Regions from separate parts of the Homo sapiens genome. Here all the other regions are linked to region 1. Evidence: chromatin contacts called from ENCODE Hi-C or POLR2A ChIA-PET data. All regions are on one chromosome and are shown on one strand. The core of a region is the stretch at or near the end of the contact, and the rest is flanking DNA. Distances in the headings are between cores, read along the strand shown. Region 1 overlaps NRP1 (neuropilin 1). Region 2 has its middle 200 kb from the start of LINC02629. Region 3 has its middle 27 kb from the start of LINC00838. Region 4 overlaps PARD3 (par-3 family cell polarity regulator).

What was found. Hi-C counts contacts between places; a loop is a spot of excess contacts on that map. ChIA-PET counts read pairs that join two places held with the same protein, here RNA polymerase II (POLR2A). Pooled maps may share reads with other maps.
Region 2: a map of vagina shows a loop between it and region 1 (7-fold over the local background). The contact joins two enhancer-like sites. A Hi-C loop is called at or near these places in 1 of 168 maps with a recorded cell type or tissue (vagina) and 6 of 50 pooled maps. POLR2A ChIA-PET finds 5 or more read pairs at or near these places in 2 of 52 experiments (BJ and WTC11).
Region 3: a map of HepG2 shows a loop between it and region 1 (5-fold over the local background). The contact joins two enhancer-like sites. A Hi-C loop is called at or near these places in 2 of 168 maps with a recorded cell type or tissue (Caco-2 and HepG2) and 1 of 50 pooled maps. POLR2A ChIA-PET finds 5 or more read pairs at or near these places in 1 of 52 experiments (PC-9).
Region 4: a loop to region 1 is called in a map of naive thymus-derived CD4-positive, alpha-beta T cell, with 6 times the contacts of the local background. The contact joins two enhancer-like sites. A Hi-C loop is called at or near these places in 2 of 168 maps with a recorded cell type or tissue (HepG2 and naive thymus-derived CD4-positive, alpha-beta T cell), 1 of 37 single-sample maps with no recorded cell type and 4 of 50 pooled maps.

Annotation. Positions count from the first base shown.
Region 1 is chr10:33,190,766-33,197,404 of GRCh38, reverse strand. It overlaps NRP1 (neuropilin 1), which reads left to right. Exons shown (of 17, transcript NM_003873.7): 13 at 4,987-5,124. Among named protein-coding and RNA genes, the nearest start is that of IATPR, 77 kb to the right of the region's middle. Within about 2 kb of position 3,909, at least 17 of the 41 ENCODE cell types and tissues checked have a DNase peak (open chromatin) inside an H3K27ac peak, as active enhancers do.
Region 2 is chr10:34,099,755-34,106,071 of GRCh38, reverse strand. No RefSeq gene overlaps it. Among named protein-coding and RNA genes, the nearest start is that of LINC02629, 200 kb to the right of the region's middle. Within about 2 kb of position 3,756, at least 19 of the 41 ENCODE cell types and tissues checked have a DNase peak (open chromatin) inside an H3K27ac peak, as active enhancers do.
Region 3 is chr10:33,797,095-33,803,124 of GRCh38, reverse strand. No RefSeq gene overlaps it. Among named protein-coding and RNA genes, the nearest start is that of LINC00838, 27 kb to the right of the region's middle. Within about 2 kb of position 2,349, at least 7 of the 41 ENCODE cell types and tissues checked have a DNase peak (open chromatin) inside an H3K27ac peak, as active enhancers do.
Region 4 is chr10:34,123,208-34,129,578 of GRCh38, reverse strand. All of the region lies in intron 23 of PARD3 (par-3 family cell polarity regulator), which reads left to right. Among named protein-coding and RNA genes, the nearest start is that of LINC02629, 220 kb to the right of the region's middle. Within about 2 kb of position 4,683, at least 4 of the 41 ENCODE cell types and tissues checked have a DNase peak (open chromatin) inside an H3K27ac peak, as active enhancers do.

The DNA of each region.
Region 1 (6,639 bases), core at 2,660-5,159:
GAGTAACATACTTTGTTTAAACGCAGCACATCTAGGACATGGATTGTGTTTGCAAACTACAGGAGAAGGAAATCTCACAGGCAGCACAGCCCGACTATTTATTTTCATCCCAATCCTGCAAAACCCAGGCAGGCAAAGTTTGTCAGTTTTGCCTGCCATGGAGTTGGCAGTTTTACAACAGTGTTTCCAGTGGGCGTGCCACAAAACGGGGTTCAGGAAACCAGAGTTTATAATTGTGCACAGAGAGAAGCACACCCTTGGGAACAGCACCTCCTCATCCTTTTATTAATAGAAAAGCGTAACGACTTTTAAAGCCCTCGGTTTGCTGTCGATCAGGGGCCAGTCACGGTTAAACGGTGGCCTTCCTCTCACTGGCCTTTGTGTTTTGTTAGTATCCTGTGAAATTCTTCCCGGCAGACGTACATGAAGGGAAACAGTCAGTATAAGCAATCAGAGGTTTTAAATACTTTAAAGTTAATCATTAGACTAAGGTGAACAGGTCAGTTTTCCAGCTTTCTCCCATTTCCTCTATTGAAGCTCACTCAGTCTTGGCTTCTGCAGTCATTTATTAATGGGGCGTGTGGTGTATATCAATGTTTCCTCTATGGTATGACACTACCCAGCTAGGCAGAAAGTAGAAAGGGCCGCCCTAATTAGTATGCTTCCTTAAAGGACGCTGTCACTGTTGACCTGATTAAACTGCAAAACAAACTTCTCTTTGGTCAAACTTAACCCCCAGCTGCCCTGTAGCATGTTCAGGTTGACAAAATTCCTGCTACCACACAGCCCAGACACCCTCTACAAAACCAAGAGATGAAACAGAAGAGTCACTGCCTAAATTCAGAAAATGGTGTCGTCCTACACACATCTTAAGTTGTAAAATGTGGCTTTCAAAGACTGCGCAGGCACCTCCCATAGCTGAAGGTATCTCATGAAAAAAGCCGTGCCTTTCCTTTTCTTTGTACCTTTCCTGAAAGTTCTCAGCCCTCAGGAAGATTTTCTGTGGATGAAGGGTAGTGACCACCAGTTGGTTCTCTATGTCCTTTCTGGGATAGGGAAGAGGGGTGAGGTGAACAAATGAAGTTCTGATCATATAACAAACATTTTAGCTGTTGTTGCAGTTTCTTCTCTTACCAGAGAGGTAATTAAAGCCACTATGAAGTCGCCAGCTAATTTGTTTCATCTCATCTCTCTTCTCCTTGACTATGAAAGGGGGTAGGGATCGTTAAAAAAAATAAAAGTGAACAACAGCTGTGTAGAAAATGGAAAGTTCTATCAGATTCCAAATCTAGGTAATCTTCCCTGAATGTTGAAGGTCAATATTGTCAGAGCAGGAGCGGTTTTGTTAACACATTTGATTTGTGCACAATCTCAAGGTCACTCAAGGGATGGCTTCTCAGAGGGGCCAGTCGGTCCTGTCACAGAGTCTACTGTGGTCAGAGGGCAGGTATGCAAATTGCAAACAGTAGGACCCGTTGCTATCACCATCTGAACAAGTTCAATCCAAACCACGCGGGTCTACTGATCAGGGGTGGTCAGGTCCGGTTTGCATTTCACAGTCAGTGCAGAGTTCTTTTCAAATTGACTTGCTTTCCTGTTTCTCCATTGTCTGAGTCATGAATCTGGACTCCAAGTGCTCTGTTTGTGGGTAATGGGCTGTCTGACCTTCCTGGAAGGACTTCTGTTGATTGTCACCTTCTGGCTAAGTCAATGCCCAGAATATTGCATGGGGACTTGAGCATGCTTCAAGCCAGGGGTCAGGTCTAACTCTGAAGAGTTGACCCAGTGGCCTGAGTCACCTGATACTTTGATCCACACTGTTCTGCAGGCTCCAGATTCTTCAAGCATCATCACAAGCAGCAGTCAATGAGACCTCAAAACCTTCATCATAATTCCATTTTGCTATTATAGACTCAACTCAGAGTCTTACTATTTCATCTTGCTGATTCTCATCAATATAATAAACTCCATGGGCATATAATATTTATATACTTTTATGTAATCAGATGCATAAAAGCTGGTTAATGCTCTGCCAGCAAGTGATGGGATCCTTACATTTTTAATCTAGCTCTCTCTGGCGAGAGCTCTAACCCTCTGAGGCTCCTCCAGCATTCCTGCAGCAGTTCGGAGTATATTCATCACCTACGATTGTATGGGCCTGAGCACCTCTGCTTGTTTAGACTGAAAGACTAGTCTATGAACAAGTGAGTTAAACTGCTCTATAGAAGTTTGGAATACCAGATATAAAAATTAAATCCTTATGCATACATATGGTGCTAATGATCCAACTTCAGGCAAGATGGGTTGGGCAAGCACAGCTGGTACTTGCTCTCAGAGGCTGTAAATTTGTTTTAAGTTCAGAATATTGTTTCCTGCTATTTTTAAGAGTCAAGAAGGGATTTAGCTGGATTACCCCCATTGAATTTAATGAGAGTTGTGTGCCCCGCCAGGGCTTGGGTAATATTTTGAAAACGTAAACGTCAGTAGTCCTATATGTTTGTTTCATTCATTAATTTGCTTTTTTCTCTCCTTTTCTCTCTCCCTTTCTCCTTTCCTCTGTCCTTCTCTCTTTCTTTTCCCTTTCTATAAATGTTTATGGGTGGTTTGTGTGTTTGTCTTTCTAGCCAGGCTGGAAGTTTCCACATTGAACCTCTCACTCCATAACCCTCCCCAACAAAAGGCATTGATCTAAAAACATATCCTTTAAATAACCAAATTGCCACAAGTTACATGATCAAGACAAGAAGATAAAAGAGCAGTAAAATACAAAAACTTAGAGCGGTTCACCTGGTTAAATGTACAGGATGGGGAAGGACATTGGAAGGTAAAGGCAGACTGTCATTCTCTGAAGCGAGAAGTGCCTGAAACATTTTTTCAGGCAAAGCGGTTCCATGTCCTGGTCATTTCAAAAATATCCAAGTTCCTACATTTTATGGTATCATCAGAATATGAAGAGCCAAAAGAATGGATGATGTCATTTTCTGTTCTATAAACAATAAATGTAATGTATTAACAAAGTAAATACAGGCAGAACTGTGTGTGCTGGGGTGGCTTTCTTTATCCTGAATGTGCATGTTTTATAAAGTACATTTAAGGAGAAAAATCAAAACCACACACACATTAACATGTTCCAATATTAACATTTTCTAACATGAGATTATGCAACAGTACATTTCAGGGTCATGGGCGTTGGCATCCAAGGTTGCTCAATCATTCAGTCACCGTTCAGTTGACTGTACTTCATCTACATAATTCAATCTTGCTGCGGAAAAGAGTGGTAAATTTTGGAGAGGGTTTCCCATGCCTTAAGAAGTCCTATTTCATGGCTATGATAGACTAGACATGAAATATATCTCTCCGATGACACTACAGCTGTGAAATATAGCCTGTTTGCACTAAATGAAAGTACTCACATTTTACACATCACATAGCTTACTAGTTTACTTTCCCAAACTGGCTCTGTCTACCCTTTGGGAGGTCACATTATCATTGGGAGAATCCAAACTGCTCCATTTGGACAGTTTTTATGGTGGATTCCTTCCAAAATTTGACATTAGCTCTAGAAAAGGGTTCCTTATAAACTAAAAATGCAAAGTAAATCATTCTTATCTATTCAATAAATCTTCCCATTAAAATTCCTCCTGCCATTGGGGGAGGGGCCATGGAGACAAGGCTCAGAGCAGAAGGCGAGATACTTTGTTAATAAACACAAGCAAGTTAAAGAAGCTCAAAATGAGATAAGGTCTTGGCCTGACCCTAATACAGCATCTAATACCAGACTTCCCTTATTGTTCATAGGGATTCTTTTGAGGCTTATTTTTAAGTTCAACGGTCCAGATGCCCCAGGCGCCTTCCTGTTTGTTTCAATGCTGCCACCTCGTGGACTGCCTAAAGTCAGTGACAAGCCTAAAGGCCCTTCGTCACTGGAGAAAACAGCTGCATCTGCGGGCTTCGTTCTTTATAGGAGGACGAAAGGAGGGGGCAGAAGCCCGAGAATTTCATCTTTAGAATTTTTTTTATTGTTAGCTTATGTTTACCAAAACAACAGTCATACTTGGAATAAGTAGCAATGATTTCATTTTTCCCATACTTAAAAGTTAAGCTCCTTTCAAAAAGAGGCTGTGTAAAATGTCAGGCTGTGGGTTTTAAAAACACCATAGTCCAACAGCACCTTGTAGGGCACACACAAGGCAAGTCATTCCCGTGAATTCATTCACGCTGTCTTTTCAGATTCCTAAGGAAGCCTTTTGAACATTAAAAAAAAGAAAAGAGAAGTAAAAACGGGTAGCTATTGAAATGGGCTTTGGATTTAGATGACCTTACATTGAGGTTTTAAGCCGGGTGAACAATTTATATGTAAATTTAGAAATTAAAAAAGCAGAAATTTATACTTAAATTAATCGACCTTATAGAAGGCATGGAAGAAAAAAAAATAATCCTAAAATGCTTAAGAGATTCTAACCCTGACATTAAAGACCTGAAGCATGAACTGGTGAGGTGGAAATAGAGAAAACCTCCTGGGTGAGGCATTTCGCCAAGTTACTTTCCACTTTTGAGGCTTCATGGGTCAATCTCTAATTAAGATTCTTTTCATTGGTGGGTATCAACTTATATGATTTATCCTCAAGAACAGAATGGCTTTCATATTAAATACTGTGGAAATGGGGAGAGTGCAGCAAATGTAATACACGTGCTTTAGAAAATAGCCTTCCTGGAGATTTTATGTAAACCCAATTTGACAGGCAGTCCATAATCCTTTTAAAGCTGGATTTTTAAAGAAATTACTAAATGTGGTTTTGCAAACATTTTGACATCTCCATGCATCTTTTGGTTTCTTGGTAATCCTGGCTTTCCTGGAATTTTCAAACAGACATAAAGTTGTATAAATCGTGCTTTCCATGAGTGAACCAAGGGCCTTTGTGACCCTAAATGATCAAATTTGCCTTTCTTTGCTTGTCTCTTATTTTTACTTCCCACCCACTGAAGAGTTTCCAACATATGGTTTTAACTGTGAATTTGGCTGGGGCTCTCACAAGACCTTCTGCCACTGGGAACATGACAATCACGTGCAGCTCAAGTGGAGTGTGTTGACCAGCAAGACGGGACCCATTCAGGATCACACAGGTATCACAGAGTTCACTTCGGCTGCATGGCTTTGCAGATTCTCTTTGATTCCGAGGCTGTGTTACTGGGAGGGTTTCTAATGTCTGTGAATTTAGGGCGGGTAGGAATTACTACAGGCGTTCACATGTGCTATTATTTTCTAGAATTAACAATGTCTCTTTCCCTAGTAGCGAGAAGCATAGGGCAAATCATAGTAATGCCCCTTGAAGTTGGCCACTGATTGGCCTCCTTGAAAACAGCAAATTGGGCAAGGATCTATGAATTAGCATTCATCTTATCCTTTTTTTTTTTTTTTTTTTTTTTGAAATGGAGTCTCACACTGTTGCCCGGGCTGGAATGCAGTGGCACTAGCTCCACTCACTGCAACCTCCGCCTCCTGGCTTCACACGATTCTCTTGCCTCAGCCTCCCAAGTACCTGGGATTACAGGCATACACCACCACACCCAGCTAATTTTTTGTATTTTTAGTAGAGACGGGATTTCACCACATTGGCCGGGCTGGTCTCGAACTCCTGACCTTGTGATCCACCCACCTCAGCTTCCCAAAGTGCTGGGATTATAGGTGTGAGGCACCGCAACTAGCCTCATCTTATACTTTTTCTGAACTTCTTATTTTGGGCAATTTCAAACATATTCACAAATGGAAAAGAAATAGTAGAATGAATTCTCTATGTGCACGACCCTGCTTCAACAATTATCAGATCATAGGAAACTTAATTTATGTCTGTCATCCCTGACTCTGAATTATTTTCAAACAAGTCCAAGCATATATTATGTCCCCTCGTTTATTTTACAACTAAAGAAACAATTCACAATGCTTGCTCTCTCCCGACCCTTGAAGGGGAGGTGGGGAAAGACGGTGTGGAATTCTTATTCACTGGGGAAAGATTGAAAGTGTAGTGTATTTCCTTTGAGCAGGTAGAAACCTCACCATGCCCTAGATCACAACCCTCCCACCACCTCCTGCCTTACTTTCTTCCTAAGATTAATTGGTGGGGGAGGAATGGGTTGGGGGACAGAAAAAGCTGGCAGCTTCTCCAGTGAACTCTATTATCTGCCCCCTTCCTGCTACCCACCTAGTCATTTCACTGCCCAACTTGAAGTACAGTATAAAGGACCAGCAGACTGGACGTGGTGGCTCACACCTGTAATCCCAGCACTTTGGGAGGCCAGAACAGGAGAATCAGTTGAGTTAGAGAGTTAGAGACCAGCCTGGGCAACATAGCAAGATACTGACACTACAAAATAAATTTTTTTTTTAAAATCAGCCAGGCATAAGGGCGCACACTTGTAGTCCCAGCTACTCAGAGTCTGTTTTAGGATCCTTTGAGCCTAGGAGTTCAAGGCTGCAGTGACCTATGATCACACCATTGCACTCCAGCCTGGGTGACAGAATTAGAACCTGTCTCTAAAGAGAAAAAAATAAAAATTAAAAATAAAGAAATAACCAGCCATGTCTGGCCCAACACACATGCACACACACACACATACACACACACACATATACACACTCAC
Region 2 (6,317 bases), core at 2,507-5,006, 910 kb before region 1:
GATGGTCTCAAACTCCTGACTTCAGGCAATCCCCCTGCCTCAGCCTCCCAAAGTGCCGAGATTACAGGGGTGAGCCACCACACCCAGCTAGATGGGTTCTTGTCTCCAGAATTTAGCATCTTCTCCGCCAGCACGCATCCTTCTCCTCTCCTAGACTTTCATATTCCATTCAGCAAAGTAAAAGCCTATGGATGTCCTCTGTCCGTAAATTTCGTTGCCTTCAGTTAAGCCCCATCATAAGCCCCATCACAGGGAATTTCACTTTCACACTTGATCTTAGCCAAAAAAGGCTAAGACGCGATAGGGAATTTCACCTTTAAAGAATTCCATTATGGATCCCCTAAGATCGAGAATCCTTTTCTGAAGAAGATAACCGCTTTTTCTCATATTTTTTTCCCCTTTCTGAGCTCCGATTTAAATCATCAGTTTTTATTTCCTGATTTGTGTGTTTTTTAAGCACATTGTATCTGCGCTGGCCTGCCCCACTCCGGATGGGTCTGTTTAACACTGGTCATGGGAGTAGAGGGCAGGAGGCAAGGAATTGAGTCTTCCCACTGTGAAGCTGGACAATTCCTCATCTTTCCTGCTTAGCACTTACTTGCTCACAGGATCAATTAAATGTGTGAAAACACCTTTTTTCTGAATTGCACGGTGAACTGCTGAGTCACCTCACACCGTTGCTGGCTTAGAAAAGCCATTTCGAGTTTGTTCCTAGATGCTGTGGATGCCTCTCAATGATCTGATCCTGCAGGGTGTCAGCAGCCTCAGCGGATTGTCTGTGGGAGGAAGGGGCGTGAGCAGGGGCCCTTCTTCGCTCCCTGGAGGCAGTCTCCCCGCTTGCAAGAAGGTTCCTTCTGAAACCGAGGTTTGGCTTCCATGAGGGATTTTATGATGCAAATATTTTAAGTACAACTTTGAAGGTTTTGCCATTAAAAACAGCTTCGCATGGCTCTGGGCCCAGCTGACTGCAAACTATGAGGGGGGAAAGTGCCATAGATTGCTGGCACTCTATGGCAGGAAATAGAGGAAGGAAAACAACACAAATTTCTAAACCAATCATGACCCGGGCTAATGATCTGGTTTCAGGGTTCAGTTCATATCTGACTTGCATTTACCCGGCTCGAGTTGTCAGCAGCAACGTATCCATTGCAGTTGTTTATGATGGGATTAAATGGGTAAAAACGTTGGCTGACAACCCTGAGATGGGTCAGATTAGGGCTCGCCAAAGAACGTGGGGTGTTTTGGAATATAGCAAACCTTTGAACTCATAAAGCCTCAAAGTGAATTTGCTGTGCACATGCCCTGACTTGGAGCTCCATTTCCAAACTTGCTTTAATTTTATCTGCTTGGCTTGACTTCTATCCAGGCCCAAGGGGCCCCCATTCCGGTCCCAGCAACCAAAGCATTCCCGCAAAATATGAACCCGCAAAGTCCACAAGCTGCTCCTGGCTTCTTACTTTTTTTGATTGATTTATTTGTGTAGCACTTTACAATTTGCAAAACGTTCCCATCTTTTCTTCTTGAGTCCCCAAACCCTGAGAAGCAGGGTAGAGAAATGATAGTTCAATTTTACACATGAGGACACTGAGAAACCAAGAATTTGAGACTTGCCAGGTGATGAGTGGCTCAATCAGAACCCAAAACTCATTGTCCCAACTGTGACCCCTACTTGTGATACAAAGGTTTTATCAAATAAAAAGATTTTACTTTAGGCAATTTTAAATGCCTTACTTGATGGTCATTGTACATTTCGTTGATGGGAAAAAAAGTACAACATAATGTATAAACAATTGCAAAATTAGTAATCCTTTGAAAATTAATTTTATGGGTACAATGAAAAGTTCAAACCTTTAATCCCAGCACTTTGGGAGGCCAAGCGGGAGGCCAAGAATTTGAGACCAGCCTGGGCAACATAGCAAGATCCCCATCTCTACAAAAAGTAAAAAAGCATTAGCCAGGCATGGCAGCATGCACCTATAGGCCTAGCTACTTGGGAAGATGAGATGGGAGGTTTGGTTGAGCCCTGGAGTTCAAGGCTGCAGTGAGCTATGATCACACCATTGCACTCCAGCCTGGGCAACAGAGCAAGACCATGTCTTTAAACAAACTTTTTTTTTTTTAATTTAAAGCTGGGCACGGTGGTTCACACCTGTAATCCCAGCACTTTGGGAGGCCGAGGCAGGTGGATCACTTGAGGTTAGGAGTTTGAAACCAGCCTGGTTAACAAGATGAAACCCCATCTCTACTAAAAACAACAACAACAACAACAACAACAAACAAATTAGCTGGGTGTGGTGGCACATGCCTGTAATCCCACCTACTAGGGAGGCTGAGGCAAGAGAATCGCCTGAACCCAGGAGGTGGAGGTTGCAGTGAGCCAAGATCACGCCCCTGCATTCCAGCCTGTGCAACAGAACGAGACTCTGTCTAAAAAATTTTTTTAATTTAAAATATTTATGAATCATAATACTATTTATATTATAAAATTACATATTATATATGTATGCAAACACATTATACACATATACATATAATGGTTCATTCACACTTCAGGCACTGGGTGTCATAAATTTGCAAAGTCTACTGAAATAGACATTTTAGCCAGGCTTCCATGTGGATGTGCAGAGCCTCCCGGGCTCCCTTGCTGGTGACCGTGGTTTCATGCTCTGCCTCCTCTGCTTCAGTGTTTAAGACCCTCAGACCAGAAGGGGTTCATTTCTAAGCCAGGTTTCAAGGTTGAGAAAAGGAAGAGTTAAGTGAAAATGTTGGAAACTGAGGAGGATCTGAAACACAAGGAAAACAGGGCGCTGCGGAACACAGAATGGCCACAATGAAACGCCAGTTCCTCACAGGCAGGCTTCTGTAGCAGATGCAAAAAAAAGGCCTTGGATGCTAATCCAAAATAGAAAAGATCGCTGGGAGATTGTGAAACAATAACAATTTGCATTAAATCATCAGCTGCTTTCAGCACAGATGGGAAAAGCCTGTTACAAAATGTTGTAAGACATTTGCAGCGGCTTTCAAGCTGGACAGGCATTAAAAACATTCTTGAGCTTTTCATGTTGGGAATAAAAATGTAAATCATTTTTAGCGAGGATTTTTTTTTTTTTACATACCATTTTGTCTTTGTATTTTATTTTATTTTGGGAAAGGAGACGACATAGTAATAGCCAAGGGGAAATGATCCATTTACAGAGTTGGATAGATAAAATTTATCTTCAAAGAGGTAGAATATTAATTATGCATACATAGAAAGAAACTTTGAGCTCTGAGACATTCCCAATGAAACGATGGCTTATTTCACTCAAGATCCTAATCAAGCACAGTTCCCGTATCTGAGAGAGAAACACTGCCAGTTGCTAACATGCCTGCTTTTCTGGGTCAGTTTCAGAGCATGGAGGCAGAGTTGGGGAAGCCGACTAGGACTGGAGGGCCTTGCTCTGGAAGCTCTCTAGGACTGGCTCACGGCTTTGGCCCTGAGAGCACGGGCGCTTCTCCTCCATTGCGCCTTTAAATGGACTGCGGGGGCCGGAAGGCAGGAGCCAGGAGCTGATGCAGCAGGCCCATCTCCCGTGATCCCACGCCCCTGGAGAAGAGGCTAGACAGCCACAGACTCTCAGCGTCTGGAAGGACTGGCTGGCCTAGGGAAACGAGTTTCCAATAACTAATCCAGCTGAACGAGGCACTTCCCTTGGCTCTGGCTCTCCTTCCCGTAAGCCAGGAAATGTTCTCTCCATTCATTCGGGGATGGCTCATCAGGGACTTCTAATCTCGGACTGGTTACTCAGCAGACTATGCTGGTATCTTCTGCTGTGTATCCTAAGTCCTTTCAGTGGTTCCCTCTGGACTAATTGATACTCAGAGATATCCTGTGTGTGTGATTTGTTCAAGGTAATTGTAAGGCCACAAAGAAGCCAATATTGATTTTTTTTTTAAGATGCCACTTTATGTGGCTTGAAATTTACTATGTAGAATATGCAGTCAGTTTAGGGAAAACAATTATCTCATATTCATTTACTCATTCATTCATTCATTCATTCATGGCTCCTGCTGTAGGCCAGGTGCCATGTATATGCTGGAAACTCACTAGGGAATAACGCAGTCTTACACTAACGGGGAATAGCCAGGCTGTGTAACGTTCAGACAGTGATGCTTGGTGCAGAGAAAATAAAGCAGGATTCAGGACTAGGATGTGAGAAGGAGCAGACGGGTTGGAGTTGGGGGATCCGTGTTGTATGAGACTAGGGTGCTTTCAGTAGAGACTCTGGAGGGAATACTGGCAGGAGTGACATTGGTAGGAGTGGCCTGGGACACGGTGGTGGACACGAGGCAGAAGGCAAGATAGAGAGTGAGGCAGTTAAGGAGCAGGGAGACCAGTGTGCTGGAGGACACCAAAATCATCATCAACAACAAATATGGTTGCAAGACAGCGATTCAAATGCTAAAACCTTCACAGAATACAAGCCTATGGGAGATGGTGAGAAGGAGTGAAATAAAGTATGGTCTAATTACAAGCTTCGAGGGAGAAGGGGAGGCATTCCTGAGAAAGGAAGAACGATGACCTGGAAGTGTCAATGGGAGTAAGAAAGACACCTGTCCCATTTCCAACCCCCAAATATGTGCGGGGGGAGCCTCCAGCAGCCACCACTGGGAAGGTGGCCGGTGTCAGTGAGGGCAAGAATAGGGTGGGGCTGCACAATCCCTGAGGGAAGTGAGACCACCTAAAGATGGGACCTAGAAGTCTTGGGCTTCCTTCTGACATCGGAAGCAGAAAGGGGTGTGGGGCAGGATGTGTCATGGGGTCTCTGAAGGGAGGCAGATGCTCAGCTCTAAACACTGCCCACCCCTAGGAGCTGAGGCAGGACTCACCGGGAGCATGTGGGCATTGTGCCTAGAGGTGGCTGTCATAGCTCCACCCATCATAGCAGCCCCAATTCCCACTCCCGCTTCCCTGCTGTGTGTCTGTGTCTTGATGATAGACATCACTCGTTCATTCATTCATTCATTCAGGGCCTACAGTATACGAGACAATGTCTTCATCACTGGGCATTCAGTGGTGAACTAAAGACACCCTGGGCCGGGCGCAGTGGCTCACACCTTTCATTCCAGCACTTTGGGGGCTGAGGTAGGTGGATCACTTGAGCTCAGAGTTTGAGACCAGCCTAGGCAACATGGTGAAACCCCATCTCCACAACTATAGCAACAACGAAGAGACCTTGATGTTCTCATAAAAATGACAGTCCAGAGGCAGGGGCAAACATTAATTAAGTAAACACACTACTAGATAGAGTACATTATGTTGTGACAAGAGCAGTGAAAACAGAGTTGCTGTGATGGAATAATAGGGAAAGGAGACATAATTAAGATAGGAGCCAGATGCTGTGGCTCACATCTATAATCCCAGCACTCTGGGAGGCCAAGGCCAGAGGATCACTTAGCCTGGGCAACATAGGGAGACCTCATCTCTACAAAAAATTCAAAAATTAGTTAGGTGTGGTCATGCGTGCCTGTAGTCTTAGCTACTTGGGGGGCTGAAGCAAGAGAATCCCTTGAGCACAGGAAGTTAAGGCTGCAGTGAGCCATGATTGCGCCACTGCACTCCAGCCAGTGTGGCAGAACAAGACCCTATCTCAAAAGAAAAAAAAAAGACAGTTTTGTGAGGAGTGATTTGTAAACTGAGTCTTGAAGGATTGGAAAATCCAACAAGAATTTGGCAATATATCAAGATCCCAAAAACTTGATCCCCTGTGACCCCGAGGTTTCATTTTCTAGAATATAGCTGATGAAACTCAAAAGGTAGATTAGATAGAGATTTATGCCCAAAGCTGTTAAAAAATATTGTTTATAGGCCAGAAAAATTGGACATAAACATCCCAAACTAGGGAAATGGCTAAGGAAATTATGGCATAGAATGCAGTAGTGTATTATAGCTATTAAAGTTAATGTTTATGAATAAATTCCACCAATATAGAAATATAATCACAATATAATGTTCAATAAAAGATACTAAAATATCAAATTGTGCCTTCATCATGGCCACATGTATATGCATGTATATGTGTAAATGTGTGTGTTTAGATACATATGTGTGTTTATGTGTGTGTGTGTGTGTGTGTGTGTACAGAAAGGAAAGAAATAACCCCAATATTAACATGTTATCACCAAGTGTTTGGATTACGTAGCAAAGCTAAATCGTTTTTCAGCTGCCATGGACACCCTCAGGTTAAAGGTCATGGAAACTGAGCCTGCCCTGATGAGCCCAGCGTGCAACCTCATGCAGAACTTAAGTGTTCAGATGGAGGAGTGGGGACTGAATT
Region 3 (6,030 bases), core at 1,100-3,599, 610 kb before region 1:
TGAGTCGAGATCGTGCCACTGCACTCCAGCCTGGGCAACAGAGTGAGACTCCATCTCAAAAAAACAAAACAAAACAAAAACAAAAACAAAAACAAACACAAAGAAGAATCACCTACCTAGTCCTACTGGTTCTAAGTCCTAGTTATGTGAATCATCAGCTAAGAGAGTTTGATAGGTTATTAAGCCTCTCTTAGCTTTCTCATCTGTAAAATAAGGACAATAATATCTAGCTCACAGTATGGTTAAGATTGAATGAGATAACAAGTCAATTGCCTTGCCCATTGTAGACAATCCCAAAATGTTAGTTTCATTACCCACTTAGTCAATTCCCTCGTGGCTGAAATGAGGCCTCCGGAGGTTAAGTGAGTTGTTCCAGATCAACACACATCAGATATTTCTACATATCAGTGGCCAGGATCTTACAAATTATAACTGATTGACAAAGTTCATCCTCAACAAAGCCCGTTGGCCATCGATGTCCTTTCCAGAAACACAGAGGACATGATTCACTCTGGGACAAGTTCTTCTCAGGTCTCAGGGTAGATGTGAGCTTTCAGGCCGTCAACTTCTAACAAATTATGTCCAACGCAAGTATGGTAATTTTGTGACAATCTTTACTCTGCTGGAAGTTGAGATGAGACGACCAAATATATAATTTTCGTGTTTCAATTTTTCTACACCACGTTATTATCTTTAAATAGAAAATGATGTACAAACAGAATGGTTAGGTGCTCTTCCCCCACTTCTTTCCTGTTAGGTCTCTTCAAGCCTCAGTCTTCAAGCTGTCTAGAAAGTGCTGCTTTCAAATATGAAGGGCAAAAGTTTCAATTGGCCTGCTTTCTCTGGCCTTCTGTTATTTCCAGGTGCTGATTCTCAGTGCAAAAACTCCAATTTACTCGTGTAATTACCCAATTTATATGCACAAAGGTGGGCTGCCACTCACAAAAATTAATGCAGCCCCAAATACTGCAGGTGAGGCCAGTTCTTATGTGATTCTTACTTAACTCATTCAGACCTGGCTAGGAATTTCACTGGCTAAATTATTTAAGTTATGCCACATATCTTAATTTTATGTTAGTTCCTTGATGTGGCCCTAATCTGATTTGTCCTCAGGTGAATCTAGATTTGACTTTACAGGCAGCGGTGAGCTTCAGTGACTTCTTCAGAAGGGTGATGTGATGCTGCTGGAATGTTTACACAATGAATGATTGACTGAGACACATGAGGAGGCCATCACCACTGAAGCAATGAGTACTGGCTGGAACATGGCCTGGAGATCTGGAAGGGGTGGTAGGTGGGTAAGAAAAGGACTTGTTTCTCAAGAAAGTTGGTCATACTCAGGTTGACTGAGATGATTCTAAGAGTCTCAAACTGCCTAAGAAAATAATACGGGTTGTCTTTGACTAGAGGGAGAAGTGATTTAAGCGTTCTTGTGTAAAGACATTAAGCTTGGTAAGGACATGGGCTTTGATGGAGGGGACCACACCTCATTCATTTCTATTATTATTATTATTATGAGACAGTGTCTCTCTCTGTTGCCCAGGCTGGAGTGCAGTGGTGCAGTCTCAGCTCACTGCAGCCTTGAATTTCTGGGCTCAGGCAATCCTCCCATCACAGCCTCCTGAGTAGCTGGGACCACAGGCACATGCCACCAGGCCCAGCTAATTTTCTGTATTCTTAGTAGAGATGAGGTCTTGCCATGTTGCTCAGGCTAGTCTTGAACTCCTGGGCTCACGTGATCAGCCTGCCTGCCTCTGCCTCCAAAAGTGCTGGGATTACAGGTGTGAGCCACTGTGCCTAGCATCCTGTAGTTTTTTTATACAGTATTTTGACCTGAGTGCATAGATGTTCAATCAGATATTTGGTGGATAATTGACTAAGTAACATGGGAACATCTGAACAATAGGATTAGAAGGCAAAGCAGGTCCAGGATGGCTGAGTCAGGTTTTGGTATTGAAGTTTTATATGACTGACAATTTTAACTATGTAAGATGGCCAGTGAGTAAAAGATATGTAAAAACAGCATGTTCCAAGGAATATTCTTCTCTGACAGATTTCTATCTGTCTGGGTTACTTGATCTGGTTGGTTGTCTCTGGGTGGCTGGCTTTTCCTTACCCTACCATTATGCTAACAGCAAGAGAAAGTGGAGTTCGGTGCCTCTAAACCTGGACTGGTATGGCTGTTAGGAGGCAGGAGGAAAATGATTTTACCTGCCATTGAAAATGGTAAAGTCATACTCATGAAGCCCCATTAAGGCAGGACCGTCCTTTGCCCTGAATGTGATTCTGCAGCCAGACTGTGCACGCAGGTACCCAGTGATGACAAGGGGACCCTGACAGCTAGGCAAATGACAATCAGGTGGATACCATAAGCCTGAAGTTACGCAATGTTCATATCTGCCCCGAGTTTACTTCTATTAAAAGCTGCTGCATACCCATAGTATGTGTCTATCTTTGTGCCTGGCAAGATTTTTTTAAGCTCTTAAAATGACTTGCCATTTAGGTAGGCAAGGCTCCAAATAATGAAACTGGAAACCAGAGGCTGGCTTCGTGTTTTGAGTGGCCTGCAAAGAGGAAATTTCCCCTTCTCTCCTCTCTCCTTTCTCTCATCTCTTTCTCATTTTTCCTTTTGGATTATCATCATGCAGTCTTCGTGTGCCGCTCATTTATTCAACAATCTGTATACATTTAACATCCAATGATTAATGATTTCCCTGACAAATTTAAGGAGACAATTGCACTAAAACTCCTCTGATATCTATAGCATATTTAAAAGTCTCATTTAGGCCGACTGTAGTGGCTCACGCCTGTAATCCTAGCACTTTGGGAGTGTGAGGTGTGAATCACTTGAGGCCAGGAGTTCGAGACCAGCCTGGTCAACATCGTGAAACCTCGTCTCCACTAAAAATACAAAAATTAGCCGGGTGTGGTGGTGGGTGCCTGTAATATCAACTACTCAGGAGGCTGAGACAGAAGAATCACTTGCACCTGAGAGGAGGAGGTTGCAGAGCCAAGGTTGTGCCACTACACTCCAGCCTGGGCTACAGACCAAGACTCTGTCTCAAAATAAATAAATAAATAAATAAATGTCTAATTTAACAGTAACATCCTTGGCTTTTGATGCTTTTTTATTGCCTTATTATTATTATTTTTTGCATCAACTCAGGATCAGCTGCAATCTTTTCTGCTTCTTCTCTGGTTCTCCATATCTGTGGGCTTCCCTGGCTCCTTTTGAAGGGAAGCATGGTAATGAGAGAGGGTAATGTACAAAGGTCAGAATGTGCCCTTTTTGCTCTGGCAAGCCAAAAATGTTAACGTGACTGGTGGTGCTAAAAAGCAAGCTCCCAAATTGGCCTGTTAATCTTCACTGGTCACGTTTGAGGAATTTTCTCTATCCCACTTTCCTGATAGGGAAAGTGAATTCCAAACCCGAGGCCAATACTTTCAAGGTTATGGGAAAAGTAAATACTTTAGTGTCTGCAAATAATCCTTTCTTGCTGCAAGAAAAATGTACCTATTAATAAAATAAAAATTGTTGTGCAAATATTTCTTTAAAGAGAGACAATAAAAATGTCAAAGTGTTTTATATAAAGGCCTCCAGCCCATTGTAAATGTCCTGAGTGACTACTAATGCTGTATTAACCCCAGAGAAAACTGCTTGTAGGACATGAGCTCAGGAGTTCTGGGCTCTGGGAAGCACGGTTTGAGCTGAGACCCTCTCAGCTTATATAAAAGATAAGTGGAAGGTGGCCTCCTTTCAGGAGGGACACATCTCTCCTTTGCTTCAAAGTGGTTTAATATGAAATATATTTGGCCTTTGCCCCTGGTTCCTGATACTGAGTTCCTAAACCCTGGTAATTTCCTGAGTGATAGGAATGTCTTTTGTTATTCATAATGAACCCCTTTTGATCACACCTAAGTTTATGTTAATGAGGTAACTTAGGGTGGGGTCCCTAAATAGCCTCAGGTTGGGGCTGAGGAAAGACCAAGCCATTAGAAAGATGGAATTTTCTGACCCACACACTAACTTCTGGAAGACTGGGGGAGCTTGGAGGCCAACTTCTATAAAAACTCTCCAACAAGATTTGATGAGCTTCTGGGTGGTTGAACATGTGGAGATGCTGGGAGTGTCAAAGGCTTTTGAGCCAGAGCAATTCCATCTTGAATAGGGGCTGGGTGAAATAAGGCTGAGACCTACTGGGCTGCATTCCCAGGAGGTTAGAGCATTCTAAGTCACAGGATAAGATAGATAGGTGGTTGTCAAAAGATACAGGTCTCAAAGACCTTGCTATAAAAAAGCATGTGGTAAAGAAGACGGCCAGAACCCACAAAAACCAAGATGGCAACAAGAATAACCTCTGGTCACTCTCACTGCTCAGTATATGCTAATTATAATGCATTAGCATGCTAAAACACTCCCATCAGCGCCCTGACAGTTTACAAATGCCATGGCAATGTCTAGAAGTTACCCTATATGGTCTAAAAAGGGGAGGAACCCTCAGTTACGGGAATTGCCCACCTCTTTCCCTGAAAACTCATGAATAATCCACCCTTTGCTTGGCATATAATCAAGAAATAACTATATAAGTATAATCAGCTGTGCAGTCCACGCCACTGCTCTACCTAAGGAGCAACCATTCTTTTATTCCTTTACTTTCTTAAAAAACTTACATTCACTTTACTCCGTGGACTTGTCCTGAATTCTTTCTTGCATGAGATCCAAGAACCCTCTCTTGGGGTCTGGATAGGGACCCCTTTCTGGTAATAGGAGGGTGGTATGCAGGAGAGGGCATGGAGGCTCTACAACCCCCATACCTTGCCCTCTCCATCTCTCCATCTGGATGTTCATCGCTGCCCTTTATAATAGACCAGTAAATGTAAGGGAACTGCTCCCTTGAGTTCTGTGAGCCATCATTGTGTTACTGAGCTGAACTGGAGTCTGCTCACCTGATGCGTAAAGTCAGACACTGAGAACCAGGTTTGCAGCTGGAGAAAACAATATTTATTGGAGGGCACCGTGCAAGGAGAATGGGCAGCTAATGCTTAAGACCCAAATTCCCCAATAACTTACAGGCAAGGGTTTTTATTGTTTATTTATTCGTTTGTTTGTTTTTTGAGATGGAGTTTTGTTCTTGTTGCCCAGGCTGGAGTACAATGGTGTGATCTCAGCTCACTGTAACTTCCGCCTCTTGGGTTCAAGCAGTTCTCCTGTCTCAGCCTCCCAAATAGCTGGGATTACAGGTGTGTGCCACCACTCCCGGCTAATTTTTTGTATTTTTAGTAGAGACAGGGTTTCACCATGTTGGTCAGGCTGGTCTCGAACTCCTGACTTCAGGTGATCTACCCACTTTGGCCTCCCAAACTGTTGGGATTACAGGAGTGAGACACTGCATCCGGCCAGGCAAGGGTTTTTTAAAGGCTGGGGTACATTTCAGGAAAACAAGTTGCAGGTCAAATCTTAAACCAACACATGGAGGTTAAGCCTTAGTCTGGCCTGTGGATGTGACTCCTTCCAGGCCCCTCAGGAAGAAATTTAGAGAAAAAAATGGCAGTCAGAGTTCAGTCCTCAGTTTTCCTGTAGCTGACAACCATGTGATGTCATGTGAGTTGCTTCCAAAAAGCAATGCAAGTACGTATGTCAAGATGTTACCCTTCCATCTCTATAGCGAGCCCAAACACCTTATGACTCTGGCTTGCTTGGGAGACTATTGCTACTATCTTCTTGCTGATCAGGCTGCTCATTTACATTTTTTTTTTTTTTGACACAGGGTCTTTTTCTGTTGCCCAGGCTAGAGTGCAGTGGTGCAATCATAGCTCACTGCAGCCTCCAGCTCCTGGGCTCAAGCAATCCTCCCCCCTCAGCCTCCTGAGTAGCTGGTAGCTGGGACTACAAGCGCATGCCATCATGCCTGGTTAATTTTTGTATTTTTCGTAGAGATGGGGTTTTACCATGTTGGCCAGGCTGATTGTAAACTCCTGGGTTCAAGTGATCCACCCACCTTGGCCTCCCAAATTGCTGAAATTATAGGT
Region 4 (6,371 bases), core at 3,434-5,933, 930 kb before region 1:
AATGCTAGATTGAAAGTTTGAAGAGAAATAGTGCTAGGAAAGAACACTGGCCCAGTAGCCAGGTGGCCTGGCTCTTCCGGCCTCAGTTTTCTTATCTCTCAACCAAGATTAGAATAAATGATTGCAGGCCAGGCACAATGGCTTGTGCCTGTAATCCCAGCACTTTGCGAGGTCAAGGTGGGCTAATCACTTGAGGCCAGGTGTTCGAGACCAGCCTGGACAACATGATGAAACCCCATCTCTACTAAAAATACAAAAATTATCCAGTCCTGGTGGCACATGCCTGTAATCCAGGCTACTCGGGAGGCTGAGGCAGAAGAATCACTTGAACCCGGGAGGCAGAGGTTACAGTGAGCCAAGATTGCACCACTGCCCTCCAGCCTGGACGACAGAGCAAGACTCTGAATCAAAAAAAAGAAAAGAAAGAATAAATGATTGGATGTCAGTTACTAAACCCTTGGATGAAATGAAAGTTTAAGAAGAAGCTAAATGTAAAGCAGATGCAAGTAGAACCCCTCTAGTTGACTACAGAGGCTGGATCCTGTTAGCTGCTGCTGAAGATCAGAGCTTCTCAAAGTGTGGTCCACAGAACAGCACCTTTAGCATCACCTAGAAACTTGTTAGGAATACATATTCTTGGTCCCTGCATTGACCCTACTAGATGTAAACCTTTACGGGTGGGGCCCAGGAATCTGGTTTTTAATGAGCCTTCCAACTCATTCTGAAACAAGTTCAACTTTGAGAATCACTGTTCTAAAGTCTAGACGATCTCTGAGGTCCTTTTTGGTCCTGAAACCCAATACTCACAATATATTACTCTACATAAAGCAAGAAACCTATAAATGCTGCTCATTAAGGGATTTAGTGACCAAATTAGGGTTTGAGGAAGATTAATTTTGTGGAGCAAAGGCAAAGAGGAAAAAATGGGAGAAGCAGTACTACCGTTGGCCCTTAAACAACATGGGGGTTGGAGGACCATCCCCCTTCCTCCTCACACACACAATCAGAAATCCCCATGCAACTTCTGACTTCCCGAAAACTTAACTACTGCACTAATATCGCACTGTTGAACAGAAACCTTACCAGTAACATAGACAGTTGATTAACACACACTCTGTACATTTTATGTATTATATGCTGTATTCTTACAGTAATATAAACTAGAAAGAAGATGTTATTAAGAAAATCATAAAGAAGAGAACATACATTTCCTTTTCTTTAAATGGAAGTGGATCATCATAAAGATCTTCTCCATTGTCTTCAGATTGAATAGGCAGGGGAGGAGGAGAAAGGAGTAAGTCTTGTCTCAGAGTGGCAGAGGTGGAAGAAACTCTGTGTATCAGTGGACCCTCAAAGTTCAAACTCATGGTGTTCAAGGGTCAACTGTAGTTTGAAGAGCTTTAACTTAGTTCAGGTGAGGAAGATGGGGCAACTGGCAATGTGGGATCAGCATCCAGGTGTAAAAGCACCTCATGAAATCAATTCTTGCCTAACTTTGGGAGGTTATAAAACAAGTTCCCTGGAAAATCTCTAATTGTCTTCTGCAACAATATTACTATTAATGGCATTTTTCTAAGGTATTTAGTTCATTTTCCTAGATGATCAAGTACATTGAGTCATTCCCATGTAGCAACATGACAGAATTATGTTAATCTGCTTATATTGTTTGGCATAATTGACTCAATCCATTCCTACTACATTTCTTGAAACAGGATTCTTTTGTGATGTGTGATAAATTCTTAACTATGTATATTTACACAAAGAGGCTGAAAAGAGTAATGAGCATGGTGTCAAGCTGAAGGAGAAAACAGCAGCTGAATATGGAAATAGTTAACACACATGCACACAGTTCCAACCTGGCACAGCCCCGCCTGAGCTTATCATTCTCCATACCATGCCATGAGGAGCAGTGTTCGCCATTTGACTTTGCCTGGGAATGTGGATTCCAAACCAGCATCTTGACATTTACTCTTTAACTAATTATTTAATTCATCAAATTCATTGAGTTCTTACTATGTCCCAGGCATTGTGGTTGGTATGGGAGAACAAAGATCGAAAAGAAAAAATGCCCTCAGAACTCTCCAGTAGAACTGATAAAAAATAAAGGAATACTTGGTACCATATAGCAGAGGTAGGCTAGGGGTGTGCATGGGGTGTTGAGAACCACGGAGCTGTGAGGACCACATCAGTGTGCGGTGGTCAGAAAAGGCTTGAAAGAACCCCTCTTTGAAATTGGAATATATTTTAAATATATAACAGAGAAGCAGACATATGTCTTTGAGAACTCAGATTGATGAGTTTATTTCTGGTTTCTGACATTGTATCCACATGCGAGACCTCCAGGTTTGTTTGAGGCTAAATGAGTATTTCCTACGTCTTAGTATCTAGATGTTTTTCATTGGGAAAAGTGAAAATGATTTGAAATTCATTTTGGTTTCTTTATAAGATTTTAACTTTGAATGGGAACAGTGAATAGGCTGGAATGCATTTCTATGTTATCTACTTAATATGAACAATCATGTTAGGGAAAATGTTTGAAAAAATCTTGTACATTTGGAAACTCAACTACTGAAGGTCATGGACCACATTATTATATATCAAAATGCCATAGCAACTTCAGACAGACAACTTGGCTTGTATTAGCATTTCCGGTAATGAGTGAGCAGGGAATTATTTGGATGACAGGCTGATTACCTTAGAAATGGAATCATTTCCTAAATTATGGGTCACAAGTTGACCTTTTCTTTTTTTTTTTTTTTTCATTTTCAAGAAACTGAGATCTTGCTCTATTTTACTGATCATGTAAATGAGCTTAAAGTGACTGGAATTCTACTTAGTGTATTAATTTTCATACCAATTCTTATGGTTACCTTAGGAAGAGCTGCTCAGTTGTTTAAAATGTAGCTTGGTCTATGGTTTTAATTATCTGTTTTACAAAATGAGCTTTTTGCATCTTGGAATCCTTCTCTTCTCTTATGTATTCTGACCTTGAAGGGTCACTGTATTTGGAAGGGATGGGACCATGATCTCATTCTTTGGAATGGTTTGTAATCATTTTAGTTTTAAGGAACCACAAACTCACCTTCAAGCTGTGTGTACAACTGAGCCCATATTAGTTGAAATTGTCATGCTTGTTAGAAATGCCCACACACAAAGTGCAGCCAGATGTGTCACAGAGAAAAATATGTAAGCCAATTACTTTACATACAGAGCAGGATGCTGCGGAAAATTCATCCAAGTAGCCCTTTCAATCTACCTATTTTGAAAATGTTCTCTATAAGCTCTAGCAGTACAGAATGCACCTGTTCCTGGGCCTTTGTTCAAAATAATGTCTGGGCCTGAGGGAGCTGATTTGTGGCACAAAAGGTCTTTAGATGAGCAGAGGCCCAGAAAATTTCCTTAGCTCCATAATTGAAGTGAATTCTCTCCCAAGTTGAGCAAGAGAAGAAGAAAAGGCAACTTCTTCCTCACGTAGTGCCAGGTGCAACATAAATAAAGCAGCAAGTTGCTTTAAATCTTTCTTAAGATAATGGAACAATAGGTGAGGTTAGGGTTATTATCACAGAGCTTCGATATGGACAGGACTTAGTGTTGCTTTTAAAAGAACTAAATTGCAGGCTGCAGACGTAAGTACAGTATGCCGTAAAAACTTTGCAGATACCTGAGTGTTGCCAACAAGGAGACTTGCTGGCTGAGACGACTGATAGATGGGATAATGGAGCCTTTAATAATAGCTGTATTGCTAAATCCTTTCCATCCCAGGTTGGGAGTGACTGAAAGTAGTTTAGTCCTTCAGGTAGAAAATTGATACTCTGCAATGTGAATATCCTCTTCTCCCTCAAGCTTGCTTGTTTCCTAGCTGTCCGTCATTCAATGAATAACAAAATCTGTCCTTTTCTCCCTTTTCCTGTTTCAGACTTTAATAGCTCTCCCTGCCCTCTTAGGGCTCTGCCTGCTTTAATTGGCAAGGCAGTCATAGCACACAGCCACTCTGTACCACTAGATTGCCTCCCTGTGCCTGGGCAATTTCAGAAAATGGTGGTTTTCCTTTCGTTTCCATCTTTTTTAAGACTTAAAAAGTATCTGCTCTCATTTTCTCCTAGCGGCCTCCATGCCTTGACTCAAAAAATGCTGCCTTAGTTGACAGCCTTGAAATGAGTATGACCCTAGCTCTAGTTGGGTGGAAATCACCTCGCATAGAAATAGACCTGGAGGGCCGGGCACGGTGGCTCACTCCTATAATCCCAGCACTTTGGGAGGCCCAGGTGGGTGGATCCCGAGGTCAGGAGTTCAAGACCAGCCTGGCCAACATGGTGAAACCCCGTCTCTACTAAAAATACAAAAATTAGCCGGGCGTGGTGGCAGGTGCCTGTAATCCCAGCTACTCAGGAGGCTGAGGCAGGAGAATCACTTGAACCCAGGAGGCTAAGGTGGCAGTGAGCCAAGATCACGCCATTGCACTCTAACTTGGCGACAAGAGCAAGACTCCGTCTCAAAAAAAAAAAAAGAAAGAAATAGACCTGGAGATAAGCCATCTGCAGAGAGGTGCCCATCACACATGGAGAGAGCCTCTGTACTGTCGCAAAGTCAGCACTTTATTCTGCCCTGTGACCTGTCCCTCAGCCAAAGGCTCTGTGACTCATGGCCATGCTATGCTCAGAAGCCCTGTGTGGTAGGAACTCCTGAAGCTACCTTGGGTTGCCATTAGCCCAGATACTAAAGTGCCTGGCTTGTTTTGTAGAGCAACCTTTTTATTTTCAGTGTTCCTATTGCTTAAGATGGGGGCGGGGATAAAAGATCTAAGCACTGGTGTGAAAGATGAGGTGAAGACAAATACAATTAAGACCAAAACATTCATTTCTAAAAACTTCATGAGGGAAACGGGTGTGCTTTGCAGTCTTTTCAGCCATTACTCACATCCTTAGGAGCAATTAAGCTTTTCAACATTCAAGACCCACAAGAGTTCAGTCAATAGTTACATAATTATGGCATGTGTGGGTGGGTGCGGAAGGCTGGGAAGGCACGATGGGTAGACAAAAGTTAACGTTGTTTTGATTAAAGGTTGTACATAAGTCTACTGAAGAAAATAATTACCAATATTAGCACTGGCCACTTTTCAACAGAGTCAACAGTTGACACTCTTCACATGATTTAATGGCATAAAAATGATTTCTGCTCCCTACCAAATCTTTAAATTGCTACTCTTATCAGAATATGGAATTCCTATTAGGGTCACAGCTCATGTGAATTGCTAAAGTAAGGATTGTGAATCTCAAGGGAATGCCATTAGTCTTTTTGTCATCAGCATCATTCTCACCATCATCTTCATCACAGGTTTTCATCCAAAGTGCCTGAATGTTTTGTATTTTACTTTTTGTTTTCTATATGTGCCCTTGGACATACAAAATTTTGCAGATTTTTATCATTCATAATTTAAGGAGAAAATCTGCTCAAAGTGATCCTTTATAAAAATATTACATATGTGTGTGGATATATATATACACGTGCACACCCACACATACTTACACACTATTTTCCTTATCTATAAGAAGAAAAGTGATAGATTATTTGAAATTATTGAATATTCTATGTATATGTTAATATAACAATGATTTTATTTCATAAGTGGCAGCACACTCGCATATTAAGCTGTCAAAGTCTTACAGTATTACCTAGTTCTAATTAGTACTGAAACTTTGTACTGTGGATATTCATGTTTGTTCTTTACTCTGTTAACTGTCTATTAAATATTTCGTTTTGTATTTTCATTTTTTTCTATTTTTATTTTGAAGCAATGATTTTATTTAATTAAGAGAAATGCTTAAAGACTTAATTCATAAAACACCGTATGAGACCATTACAAGCATGTAATCTCCAGCACTTTGGGAGGCAAAGGTGGGAGGATCACTTGAGAGCAGGAGTTCAAGACCAGCCTGGGCAACACAGCAAGACCCTGCCTCTACAAAAATTAAAAAGAAAAAAAAAATTAACCAGGCATGGTGGTGCATACCTGTAGTCCTGGCTACTGAGGACAGCTTGAGCCCAGGAGTTTGAGGCTGCAGTGAGCTGTAATTGTGCCACTGTACTCCAGCCTTGGCAACAGAGCAAGATTCTGACTCTAAAATAAAAACAAAATGTTTAAAAAAAAAACTGTGGAAAATATTTTTTTATATTTTACCCTACTAAATGATACCAACATTGTATAGCTTCCTCAAGCTTGAATTATTATCCCTTTATAATCTATGAGAAAGACAAGTACTTTGTAGTCCACTTACAAAAAAAAATACATATTTTTCACTTGTGGTTTTAAACATAGGCCATGAAGAGATTTACATATCATGGCTCTCCAGCATCCTGTGTAATATATACTC